Regions from separate parts of the Homo sapiens genome. Here region 2 is linked to region 1. The links are chromatin contacts, found by POLR2A ChIA-PET in ENCODE. All regions are on one chromosome and are shown on one strand. Each heading gives the region's core, a stretch centred on a gene start or an enhancer-like site at or near the end of the contact. The rest is flanking DNA. Distances are from core to core; before and after follow the strand shown. Region 1 has its middle 110 kb from the start of USP12-AS1. Region 2 has its middle 17 kb from the start of GSX1.

Evidence for each region. ChIA-PET counts read pairs that join two places held with the same protein, here RNA polymerase II (POLR2A).
Region 2: POLR2A ChIA-PET joins it to region 1 with 17 read pairs in activated T-cell. The contact joins two enhancer-like sites. POLR2A ChIA-PET finds 5 or more read pairs at or near these places in 3 of 52 experiments (HCT116, activated CD4-positive, alpha-beta T cell and activated T-cell).

The regions. Positions count from the first base shown.
Region 1 is chr13:27,010,301-27,017,082 of GRCh38, forward strand. No RefSeq gene overlaps it. Among named protein-coding and RNA genes, the nearest start is that of USP12-AS1, 110 kb to the right of the region's middle. Within about 2 kb of position 2,696, at least 2 of the 41 ENCODE cell types and tissues checked have a DNase peak (open chromatin) inside an H3K27ac peak, as active enhancers do.
Region 2 is chr13:27,806,163-27,812,944 of GRCh38, forward strand. No RefSeq gene overlaps it. Among named protein-coding and RNA genes, the nearest start is that of GSX1, 17 kb to the left of the region's middle. Within about 2 kb of position 2,874, at least 2 of the 41 ENCODE cell types and tissues checked have a DNase peak (open chromatin) inside an H3K27ac peak, as active enhancers do.

The DNA of each region.
Region 1 (6,782 bases), core at 1,446-3,945:
TCAGTCTCCCAAGTAGCTGGGACTATAGGCCACTACACCTGGCTAATTTTTTAATTTTTTGTAGAGCCAGGATCTCACTGTGTTGTCCAGGCTGGTCTTGAACTCCTGAACTCAAGTGATCCACCAGCCTTGGTCTCCCAAAGTGCTGGGATTATAGGTATGAGCCACTGCGACCAGCTGGAAATACGTTTGTTTTTTTTTTTAAATCATGCTTGACATCAGTATTATCAACTCAACATGAGAGGTTTGTTTTCTTCTTTAATGTTATATTTATATCTCGCTTTTCTTACCTTGAAAACCCTGGTTCATATTATATCAACAAATTTACCTATTTATTTTATCTTACAATATACGTTCATCTCAAAATTACTATAATATTACTACAATTAATAAAACTGAACAGGCCAGGCGCGGTGGCTCACACCTGTAATGGTAATCCTAGCACTTTGGGAGGCTGAGGCGGGTGGATCATGAGGTCAGGAGATCGAGACCATCCCGGCTAACATGGTGAAACACCATCTCTACTAAAAATACAAAAAATTATCCAGGCGTGGTGGCAGACGCCTGTAGTCCCAGCTACTCGGGAGGCTGAGGCAGGAGAATGGCATGAACACGGGAGGCAGAGCTTGCAGTAAGCCGAGATCACGCCACTGCACCCCAGCCTGGGCGACAGAGCAAGACTCCATCTCAAAAAAAAAAAAAAAAAAAAACTGAACAAGATTAAAAATTTCTTTGCTGTTATTTTTGATCTTAGGATATATCCCACAGTCGCGGTTTTTGTTTTGTTTTGTTTTGCTCAAAGTCACTTGAAATAAATCTTTTTATCTGTGCAGTTATGTTTGTAGCTGGATTTGGAGGTGGGAGAGGAATTCTACATACTCACTCTGAAATTTATATGAAAGAATAAGGGTGTGCAAGTAGCAAGTTACATTTGAAAACGAAGAGAGAGACAGAGAGCATATTAATATATCAGATTTTCCAGTTACCGTTACTGTGTAAAGAATTACCCAAAGGCTTTCCTGTGTGAAATACAAGGTGGAAAAGTTCAGTTTTATTCATCAATGGCTTATGATAAAGACATGTCTGATAGGCAGACAAGTCAGCTTGTTTGTTTCAAAGGGTAGATAGGAGATAATTATTTTATCATATGAAATGTTGGAGGGGAAGTGATAGGAAAGTTTGCCTTATCACACAATCCTCCTAACAATTTGATGAGGTAGGTACATTTATCTCTAGTTTACAGAAGGAGAAACTGGGAGAGATTAAGGACCTTGATCACAATTCAGACTCTTGGCCTGGCTGATTCCAGTGCCAAATAATGTATATTTTACCCCAAACAAGGCAATCTACATACCTGCATTGACCGTTCAACGCATTGACCTTTCAACCGGCCCCACTCTGCTGTCAGGTGCACTGGGCTGTGAGCTGAACTAGGCATGCTCAGGGGCTAGGCTGTTACCCCTCAGGGCTTCTGTGTCTCTCTAGTCATGCTGTGTACTGGGGTCCACCAGCTTGACAAGCAGCAAGCAGAAATGAATGCACCACGCAGCAAACCCACATTGGTCTCTCTGTAGTTAAAGGACCCAGGAACCCAGAGAACAACCACCTGCACTTGTGCCTGGGAGGAAGGTGGCTGATGAGTGACAAGGTACAGCTGAGCCAGTTTCCCCGGTGGAGAGGAGGACAGGAGTAATCACTGCCCCATCTGGGGGAAATGCAGCATTTCCAGCCATGAGGTACCAGCCTCACTCAGACTTTAAGGCTGAAGGAGAGTGAAGTGAATGGAGGTGGAAACACACTAGAGGAAATTTTGCTTTCTGTCTTCTCTTAGCTGAGAAGGTACTAGCTGCTGGCTTTCCTACTGCAATTGATGTATGACTATACAATGCTTTGACTGAATTTTTTTAATGCACACACCAAACATGTGTTCACTCAATACACATGTATTGTGAGTCTACTCCCTGTTAGTCAAAAGAGAAAAAAACATTACCCGAAACAGTGGTGATGAACTCCCATGTTCATTGCAACCATATTCACAATAGCCAAGATATGGAATCGGCCTATGTTCATGAATGAGTAGGTAAAGGAATTTTTATATACATATAATAGAATACTACTCAGCCATGAAAAAGAATGGAATCCTATCATTTGTGACAAAAAAGATGAACCCAAAGGACACTATGCTAAGTGAAATAAGCCAGACATGGAAAGACAAATACTGCATAATCTCACTTATATGTGGAAACCTTTTTTTTAAAAAAAAATCAAATATATAGAAGCAGAGAGTAGAATGGCGGTTACCAGGAATGGGGGAATCGGCAAGAAGCAGGTCAAAGAATCCTAAGTTATAGCTATGTAGGATGAGTCAGTCTAGAGGTCTAAAGCACAGCGTGAGGACTATGGTTAATTTGCATTGTAGACTGAAAATTTGCAGAGAGAAGATTTTAGGTACTCTTACTACCAACAAAAAAAGGTAACTATGTGATAGATATGTTAATTGCTTGACTGTAATCACTTCAATGTGCATTTTAAACATCATATCGTACAACTTAAATTTATACAATAAAAAGATAGAGGGCAAAAATGGTAAATAAATAGGTGAAAGGCTCCTCAAAATCTTGAAACAGGCTCAAACTCCCCTGTTCCCATCCCTTCCCCACACCTCATGAGTCACTCAGGGCCATGTGGCAAGATTACTAAGCCTAATTAAGTAATGCAGCTGACAAACCATTTCCAAATACAAATGTGACGTACGTGTTCCTAAAAATTCCACACACCACAAAATCACTCGGTAAGCAGCATGGGGCTTCTGGGAGTAAATGGGGTTGGGGGAAAAACTCTAACCATCACCAGCAACATATTAAAAATGAATGAAGACAGTAGCACAGTTTTGCACATGTTACATGGTTAAGAAATACAAAAATACTACAATGCATATGGCACTGTACCTTGAAAAAGGCTGCAGTTTGCTTGTAGAGGTGGGCTGGGAAGCACTGGGGATGGTGTCCCATTGTAAACGGTGGGAGGAGCATGATCTGAACTCATACAGAAAGTTGTAATACCTGCATGGATGGATGGGGCTTATTGCTGTTGGTTTGCGTTGGTGCCGAACATCACAGGGGATCAATCTTTTACACCCTTAAATCCTAGAGCATGCTTTCCTGCCTTTGAGATGTAGGTCCTTTGAGACATGTGTTTATTAAAAAGTTTAAAACGGCCGGGTGTGGTGGCTCACACCTGTAATCTCAGCACTTTGGGAGGCCGAGGCGGGCAGATCACTTGAGGTCAGGAGTTCAAGACCAGCTGGGCCAACATGGTGAAACCCCATCTCTACTAAAAATACAAAAATTAGCCAGGTGTTGTGGCAGGCGCCTGTAATCCCAGCTGCTCAGGAGGCTGAGGCAGGAGAATCGCTTGAACCAGGGAGGCGGAGGTTGCAGTGAGCTGAGATTGTGCCACTGCACTCCAGCCTGGACAAGAGTGAAACTCTGTCTCAAAGAAAAAAAAAAAAAACAAAAGGAAAAGGAAAAGTTGAAAATGTGATCAAATATATAGACATCTTAATTAACTTCTGCATCACTTCTAGAAATTCATTTGGACTTTCTCATCTACACTTATGGCTTTGGAAATTGCAGCAATGCTTAGAACCACTAAACCAGTCATTCCCAGTACTGAGAGGAGTCGGTTCTGTAGGATTTGGCAGCTTCCATTTAAGGTCTTCACATAGAGATAATGCTTTCTTCATTAAACTCATTGTTTGGCATTTTGAACTAGGAGGATTAGATGTGTTTGGGATATTGAATGACTGGGTTTTTAATATAGAAAAGCTCATATTTGCAAAAGCATAGCAAAACATAGCCTTCCGGGATAATGCACGAGGTGAACCGAGGTAGCTGGTAAATGTTTGAGGTGTGCATTGTGCGCGTGTCTTAGCACATCAGAGCCTAATGCCAGGGAGTTGACAGGAGCTTGAAAAATGCTCCTTAATATAAAAAGAACACGATAAAAATATTGAAGACTGCATTACTGGTATCTGGATTCCATTCTTTTCCATGAAACTAAAGATTCTTCTAAAGTCATATTCAATTGCAGCCCTAATAGTTACCACCTCAACAATGCTAGGATGTCAAGACAAAATCGCAGTGGCTCCAGATAAAAACCACCCGCCCAGGATGGAATACAGCATTTGGGAAATGCTGGCTGGTTTGTGCGGTAGCCACACATAGAGGCTGAGAGCTCCATCATCCACCACCACACCGCGGGCGCACAGATGGCGGCCACGCTCCCAGCTTTTCTCTCACAGCTTTCTTGCGCCAAGGACAGCACCTGCTGCCCTCAGAGTGCACCAGGCCAGAGTGCAAGGCTGCCGACCTCTTCTTCCATGAGGAGCCTTCCTCGCTGACTCACTTCCCATAACCAGCCCCTCTCATAAGAAAGCACTTCCAAACGGCCATTTGAATTAGGGCAGTTCTACACACTGCCCATTTGAGGATAGAGAAAAAAGTCAGTGTGGATGGATTGGTCTCCAGAGTCCCATGATGGTCACAGCAGCAAGGAGGGCAACAGAGAGGAAGACAGAGCAAGAGGGAGAGTAGCACTGCCCTAGGGAGAGAGTCGGAGACATCGGGAGAGGGCAGAGAGGGAGAACCCACGCGCACCGAGTGCGCTCTGCATGCTGGCCCGCTCCCCTCCCAGCACTGGGAGCCTCCCCCACGGGCCCTGCGCCCTGGCCGGGAAAGCCTGGGAAACACAAGTGAGGGGATTGGGCAGATGAGGGACGGATTCCAGGACCTCAGCAAAGTGGGCTAGGCCCGAACTGTGTGTGGGAGTCTCCTTCCTACCCCAGGCCCCCCAGCGAGGCTCCACAGAGAGGGGACTTGAGGAGGTGGAAACAAGGTGGGCCCTTCCTCACCTCCGCCACTCTGCTCCCCAATTTCAGAATTCACAGATCTGCCGCTTTGGGCGGCCTGGGGGCCGTCAGTACGAAATCCCCCTGGGTGCCCCCGCCAGCTCCAGGACCTGCTGGAAGGAGCCAGGGGGAGCCTGCGGGAAGAGGCCCAAACAGAGCAAAATCACTTGGCAATACAAGCGCCTGATGACCAGATAGGGCTGGCCACTCACCTCCACACCATGCCGCGGGGCACTAAACGGTCCTTACAGACATTATGGAGCAGGGGGAGGGTTTTGTTTTGTTTTGTTTGTTTTTGTGCTTGTTTTTTGAGACACAGTCTGCTCTGTTGGCCAGGCTGGTGTGCAGTGGCAAGATCTCAGCGCACTGCAACCTCTGTCTCCTGGGCTCAAGCAATTCTCCTGCCTCAGCCTCCCGAGTAGCTGGGATTACAGGCATGTGCCCCCACGCCCAGCTAATTTTTGTATTTTTAGTAGAGACGGGTTTTCACCATGTTGGCCAGGCCAGTCTCAAACTCCTGACCTCAGGTGATTCGCCCCCCTCGGCCTCCCAAATTGCTGGGATTACAGGCGTGAGCCACCAATCCCGGCTGGGAGGTTTTATGATGTAACATTTAGAAGTCAAGATATAAAATCATATTATAGTCACATTCGCACATAAATATAAACAAGAAAAGTAGTTTTCTTTGTGTAGTGACTTTTTAAAAATGTGTATTCTATAATTTACATGTGATCTGTATGATAAATAATAAAAATTTTAATATCTATATATTAACTATTAAAATATATACCTCAAAATGATTAGAAAAAAATATAAAATGTAAACAATGGCTGCCTCTGGATAGGAGAGTTAAAGGTATTTTTTATTTCTTGCTGTATAATCTTCATTTTTCAAATTTTCTAAAATAATATTAATAACAACAATAATATTAATAGCAACCTCCCATTCAACATTTGCTATGTGCCAACCACTATCTAAACACTTAAATTACAGTAATTAATTCTAACCAAACAATCACCCTAAAAGGTGTTCACTAAAAAAAAAATCACAAGACTGGGGCCAGGCTCGGTGGCTCACGCTTGTAATCCCAGCACTTTAGGAGGCCGAGGTGGGCAGATTGCCTGATTTCAGGAGTTCAAGACCAGCGTGGGCAACACAGTGAAATCCCGTCTCTATTAAAATACAAAAAAGTAGCCGGGTGTGGTGGCATGCACCTGTATTCCCAGCTACTCGGGAGGCTGAGGCAGGAGAATCGCTTGAACCTGGGAGGCAGAGGTTGCAGCAAAGTCTTGTGCTCTCACAAAGTCAGCACACAAAAATCAGCTGTATTTCTATACACCATCAGTGAAAAATCAAAAAAAAATAGGAAAGCAAGTTGAATCCCATCAGCATCTAAAAGAATTAAATGGGGGCCAGGTGCAGTGGTTCATGCCTGTAATCACAGCACTTTGGGAGGCTGAGGCAGGCTGATCACTTGAGGCCAGGAGTTTGAGACCAGCCTGGCCAACATGGTGAAACCCTGTCTCTACTGAAAATACAAAAATTAGCTGGGTATGGTGATGTGCGCCTGTAGTCCCAGCTACTTGGGTGGCTGAGGCACAAGAATCGCTTGAACCCAGGAGGTGGAGGTTGCAGTGCGCAGCCTCCCTAAACTGGCCAGAATCAGTCCACAGTCAGTGATCTTCTCAGGAGAAAGTTACAGAAGTTAGTCTCTTGTCCAATCAAAGCTGTAGTTATGGCTGGTGGCACAGGGGCTGAGGGTCAGTTTGTCAGCATCTGATGACTGGTAGGCTGAAAATTGTTTTATTATTGCTTATCTCAAGACCAGCACTTGTTTAGCTGCTAGAGAAAAATAAAACCCTTGTGGCAGCAA
Region 2 (6,782 bases), core at 1,624-4,123, 800 kb after region 1:
CCTCCTGGGCTCAAGTAATCCTCCCACCTCAGCCTCCTGAGTAGCTGGGACTACACTTGCATGCCACCATGCCCAGCTAACTTTTTTATTGTTTGTAGAGATGGGCGTCTTGCTATATTGTCCAGGCTGGTCTTGAATTCCTGGGCTCAAAGGATCCTCCTGTCTTGGCCTCCCAAGATGTGGGCTTACAGGCGTGAGCCACCCGTCCTGGCTGCTGTACTCTTAAAATTGAAAAATTGCTGGTAGGTGTTTGTGTTTTTACCACCTGTGCCATTATGCCCAATGCCCCTAGATAAGTGTGATCTCACAGGTCACAGTGCCAGGGAACTCCAGCTGTAGGAAAGTCATCCATTAACGTTCCTCTGTTGATCCTAGCTCAGTCCGATGTACACGTGGAGCTCTCTGTGTTGCCTGATCTATCTGTGGCCGTGTAGTTTCTCTTCATAAACTTGGCTTAATACACCAAGCATAATATGACACATGGCTGAATAACCAAAATCTCATTTCGCTCAAGTATCTTTTAATTAAAATGTTAATTTGGGCATGCATAAGTTAACTCCACTTCAGCCCAGAAAGAAGGGTAAAAGGATTTTGAAATTTTCACCAACTTAAGGCATTTTGGGGATACGGTTTGTATGAAAGATGCTTCAGAAAATGAAGTTGTCATGCATTGTATGTGTAAATAAACCTTTCAGCTCACTGGCAGGATAGAAGCGCAGTAGGGCTGGAAAGGCATTCTGGGTATTAGCATGCAAATGAGCGTGTCAACAGTGGCTAGAGTGTACCTTGGGGTGGTAAACAAGCTGATTGTCATGGGAAATGTAGTTGGCTCTGCTCTGTTTGAAACTGTTTTGCAAATCCCTTGTTTGGTTAGATTTCTGAAAGTTGAGTTTGTGAACTCAATAATACAGCTTAATACCAAACTCCCAGTCACATGGTTTTTGGATGCCTGACAGGGTTGTGCACACTATAAAGGGCCATCCAAGCAGGCATGCCCAGTTAGGTCTGGAACGCATGGGGCCTGAAGCACAAACAGAAGGCTGAAGAAAGATGTCAGCCACAATTAGAACGCAGCAGAGGCCAGGGTTCCAATCCTGGATGTGCCCATGCCCTCTGGCTGCTTCCTGCCTTCCCGAATGCTCTCCCTCTGCCCGGATGCTCTGTTCCTCCACCCCCAGCCTGGCCACCTCCTCCTCAGCTTCCTCTGGGAAGCCCTCCCGACCTGTCCAGGTGGAGTTAAGGCCCTCCACCCCATCTGCTGTGGACAGCACTTCCTCCTTGACTCATGAGTACGTGGGCACGGTTTCCACGCTGGGCACTTTGCTGGGCACTCTGACCACAGTGAACGGCACTCTGTGTGCCCATCTGTCCCTTCTAGCTAAGTGGTTCTCCTCAAGGCAGGAGACAGAGTCTTCCTCATCTTCATGTCCCCAGGGCCTGGCACACAGTGGGCACTCATCAAGCACCGGCTGTGCCTAGGTTCATGTTCTCCTTCTCACCTGGAGCAAGATGAATTCAATAAGAGCACAGAATCTTTGCATTGTTTTTCTTAGTGCGTGCTCTCTCTTCCCTCTGCCTCCGGCTTACAGACCATGCCACTGCAACTCTCACACCCTCCAGCTCACCATAGGGATCTGGCTCCTCTCCCAGCTCCTTAAGGGTCACCTCTCCACAGCTCCACTGCACCCCCTTTACAGAGACACTTCCCCTTTGTCTTCAAACTAACCCTGATGCCTTTTGCAAACCCTTCCCTAAAAAACCCACTTCTCTGAAGAGCCCATTGTCTGAGAAGCCAGCCCCAAAGTTTCCTTTTACAGAAAAGGAGATCAGCTTTCCCACAGCCACATGTCAGTCCCCTTCCAAGAAGGGGCAGTTTGAGCTGAATGAACAGAATGCAAAGGCTTCTGCCTGACAGGTAACCTACCTGTCCCCCTGCCCCGAGGAAGCTGGGATAGGCACAGAGGTGGAAGATGGCTTCCACCTCTGCACCAGGAGGGAGATGTAACCTGAACTGATGAGGGAGCAGGGATGGGAGTAAGATCGGCGACATGCTCCCTGGCCCTGCATGTGGTACTTTTGGGGGTAGAAGTTTGGTTGTGGAGCTGCAAATGTTGTACATAGTCTCATTAAAAAATAATCAAGGTTTGTCGTGTCTGCCTTATATTCTCTATGTCTCCTGTTGTGAAGACAAATCATATGTCTCCATGTGGGGTCAAATCATGGCATGCATCCTGGCATAACCTATTGTTATGGGCTGAATTCTGTCCCCCGCCCAAATTCATATGTTGAAGCCCTGACCCCCAGTACCTAAGTATGTGACTGTATTTGAAGATAGGACCTTTTAAAGAGGTGACAAAGTTGAAATGAGGCCATTAGGGTGGGCCCTAATCCAAACTGACTGATATCACTATGAGAAAAGGAGGTTAGGACAGAAAGAGACACAGAGAGGAGAGGCCCTGTGGGGACACACCGGGAAGTTGGCCCTCTACAAGGCAAGGAGAGAGGCTGCAGAAGAAACCAAAGCTACCAGCCCCTCGATCTTGGACATCTAGCCTGCAGAACTGTGAGAAAACACATTTCTATTGTTTACTATCCAGCCTGTGGTACTTCTACTGTGGCAGCCCAAGCAAACGCATATGCCCATTACGTGTTCAGATCTGCTGTTCGTGCAGAAAGACAGCCTACGCACAGGGTCAGCTCCTCTGTCAGATACGGGAACTGTGATGGCTGCTTCAGCATTGAAGGACAGCACACAGTTGCCTCTCTGGGGCTGTGAGCAGGTCTGGCTTCTCTAGGCAGGCCCAGGCTCAGCCAAGCAGAGGTAATGTGAACAGTCCCAGATCCTTCAGGCAGCATCTCCAGCAGTGATTGAGTTCCCTCCGTGGCTCCACCTTTTGCTGGACAGACCACTGTGGTTTCAGCCTCTGCCCCTGGGCTCTGAAACTGACTCAGCGCAAGAGGACAAGCTTCAATTCCCTATGATTTCATCTCCAACCTGACCAATCAGCACTCCCCACTCACTAGCCTGTACCTACCAAATTATCCTTAAATATTCTGATCCCTGATTCTTGGGGAGACTGATTTGAGTAGTAATAAAACTCTAGTCTACCATTAAAACAAAAAAGCCACTGAGCCCCTGATCCTTTCTGGAACATCCCAGCTGACTCAGACCTCCCCTCCCTGCTGATGCAAGCATTGCTCATTCAATATTAATTCGTTGAGCACCAACTTGTCCATGTATCAGGTGATGGTGAGCAGAACTATGGATTTATGAGGCTGACACTCCTGAGAATATGAAGGAGAAAGACTGAGCAAATCACCACACGCTGGAGGAGAAGCCACAGTGAGATGAGGAGAGCAGAAGAAGGAAACCTAACAGGGCTTGTGGGGGACTTGAGATCTTCAGGTGTGGAGGAGTTGAGGAGGCACAGACAAGGTGGGGAAGGAAGTGATGGGAAGTCCAGCCCATGCAAAGGACCTGCAGTGAGAAAGCACAGGATGCTCTAGGCACTGAAAGAAGGCCCAGGAACCGGAGTGTGAGGAGCGGGGGCAGTTCCTGGAAACGCAGGGCTGGAGAGGGGGTGCTGAGCCTGGCTGATGAGAGTGAGCATAGTGGTTTTTGTTTTAAGGGCAATGGAACTCACTGCAGAGTTCTCAGCAGGGGGTTGGCACCATCAGGTTGTGTTTGAAGGACTCACTGGCTGCAGTGTGGAAGAGCCATGTGAGGGAACGAGAGTGGTCAGGGAGCCAGCTCCATGGCGGCGTCCTTCAGAGGCAGCACACAATCCCCCGCACTGGCCTCAGAGGTCCTGCAGGTACACACCTGGCTCAAGAACCAACTCCTGACTGCAGTGATCTGAGCGAAGGTCTCCTTCACCCTGCCAAGAAACTTCCCTCTCGTTTCCCTGCTGCAGAGCCAGGATCCTTCATACAAGGTCCACTCTTTCCATGAAAGCCCTGACCCCCATAAAATGCAAACATCTCTACATGACAACGCCTTAGCCTGAGCAGCCTTCATTGAAGAGTTACTGGAAAAACGCTGACTGGACAAGCGGCGACCAGCAGGAAGGCAGTTTCCTGAATCTCCCTGGTGAAAGTTCTTCTGAGGGAATCCAGATGGGCTTGGCTGCAGGAGGCTGAGTGCCTCAAGTTTCAGTCAAGAGAACTCAGGAGAGCTGGAAGCACACATGGTGGACGTGGAAGGAGGGAAGGGTTGAAGGAGAGCCTTGATCCTGCAAGTTCTTTAGTATTATGATCTCTGTTTTCCACATGAGCTTTAGTGCAGAGAGGTGGAAACAACTTACCTCGGGGCACACAGACCAGAGTAGCTGTCAGGACACAAATATTCTGAGCCTGGTACTGCATTCCACCTCAGCAACAGGCCTTGAGAGCCAGCTCTGGAGAAGCCAAGCAATGGCCCCTGGGTCTGTGGTGATGAGCTGCAAGGACTCACCCCAAATACCACCCCATCAGCAAGTGACTGGCACATAGCAGAAATGTGATGAGTATTTATTGAATGAATGAATGAGTCACCATATGGGCAAGTGCCTTGTAAACAGTTAAGGCCCTGGACCTTTGGAGATTTTTAATAGCTTCAGTCTCCTTAAGCAAAAACGTCCTCAAAAGTCCCTATTTTAAAAGGTAAATAAGGCCAGGCATGGTGGCTCCCACCTGTAATCCCAATGCCAATGCATTGGGAGGTTAAGGTGAGAGGATCATTGGAGTCCAGGAGTTTGAGACCAGCCTGGGCAACATAGTGAGACCCCATCTCTACAAAAAATGTTTTTTAAAAAAATTAGCTAGGCATGGTGGTGTGTGCTTGTAGTCCTAGCTTCTTAGGAGGCTGAGGTGGGAGGATTGCTTGAGCCCAAAGAGGTCGGGGCTACAGTGAGCTATGATTGTGCCACTGCACATTTTGCCTGGACAACAGAGAAAGACCCTGCCTCCTAAATAAATAAATAAATAAATAGGCAAACAATACTGCCAGGGGCAGTGCCTCAACCCTAAAACCTTCTTAATTCACATTCACTCACCCAACATGGTTTATTGAGCTCCTTCCATGCACTAGGCCAGTGGTTCTAGGCATACTACAGTGAACAGAATAGACAAGGTCACTGCTTTCATACCAGTGGGGGCAAAAGACCTCAAAAGCAAGTAACCACATAAATGAACAAGCTAATGATAGGCAGCCATGGCATGTGACAGGAAGAAAGGAAATGGGTATTTTATATACAGTACAGTAATCACTCCTTATCCTCAAGGGATGCGTTCCAAGATCCCAAGGATGTCTAAAACTGCAGATAGTACTGGACCCCATATATAGTATGCATTTTTCCTGTACATACATACCTATGACAAAGGTTTAGTTGACAAACTAGGCACAGCAAGAGATTAACAACAATAATGGATAATAAAATAGAACAATGATAATATGCTGTCATAAAGGTTAGGTGAATACGGTCTCTCTTTCTCTCTCTCAAAATGGTTTATTGTATGCTACTTACCCTTCTTATGACCTGCCGATCTGATCACCAAGAGGGCTACTATATGACTCTTAAATAAATACTATCCATTGGCTAATTAACAGACAGGAGAGAATAATCTGATTGGTGCTTTTTTTTTTTTTTTTTTTTTAGTCGGAGTCTTACTGTGTCACTCAGGCTGGAGTGCAATGGCACGATCTCAGGTCACTGCCACCTCCACCTCCTGGGTTCAAGCGATTCTCCTGCCTCAGCCTCCCAAGTAGCTGGGACTACAGGCATGCACCGCCACACCCAGCTAATTTTTGTGTTTTTAGCAGAGACAGGGTTTCGCCATGTTGGCCAGGCTGGTCTTGAATTCCTGACCTCAGGTGATCTGCCCACCTCGGCCTCTCAAAATGTTGGGATTACAGGCACAGGCCACTGTGCCCTGCCTGATTGGTGTTTTAAACAATTGCCCAGGCTGCTCTAAGGAGGACAGGGTACAGAGCAAGCAGACCAGGAGCAGGAAGCCACGTAGGGCATGACGAGGGTGGTCCAGGGCAGAGCTCATGGCGGCCTGCACTAGCCAGGTAGGGTGTGACAGTGGTGATCCAGAGCTCGTGGTGGCCTGCACTAGGGTGGTAGCTGTGGGTAGTGATCGGATATATTTTGAGGCCGAAGTCACTACTTGCTGATGGATTGGATGTCAGGACAGGAGCAGAGTCCTGGGAATCTAGTACGCGTTTGGCTTGAGGGCCAGGTTAATGGTCTTGTCATCTACTCAGGCGGAAAAGCCTGGTGGGGAGAGGTAGGGATGGAGAAGAATAGAGTATCATTCCAGGGTTCCATTTGGCCATGTTGAAGATGCTCTTAAGACACCCAGGTGAGATGTTGAACAGGCAACTGATGTGGGCATTCATAGCTTTGTTGGAAGAAATGAAAGAAAATAAGAACAAAAAAGGAGAGAAGAGTTCTTCATGAGAAGAAGCAGGTAAGAGAAGGAGCCTGGCGGTTCACAAGGACAGACTTCTCTTGCCACAATTTCCAGTTCAGTTATGTTCCTAAAAGTATTTCTGAGAATTTGCTACGTGCCAGGCAGGACCTTAGCAGAAACAGGAGAGGCAGCCTGGTCTCAAGCTGCTATGCTCCAGGGAGAAGCGACAGCTGCAGAACATGGAAATGGCAGATCGTTTTGCTGTAGATGAACCCTAGAGGGAAGGGGAGACAGGGCGCTGGACGGGTCAACCTGGCAAGGCTGAGAGGATACTTGAGATTAACCAAAATGATGGGAAGGACAGGGCCATGGGAAAGAGCAAGCAC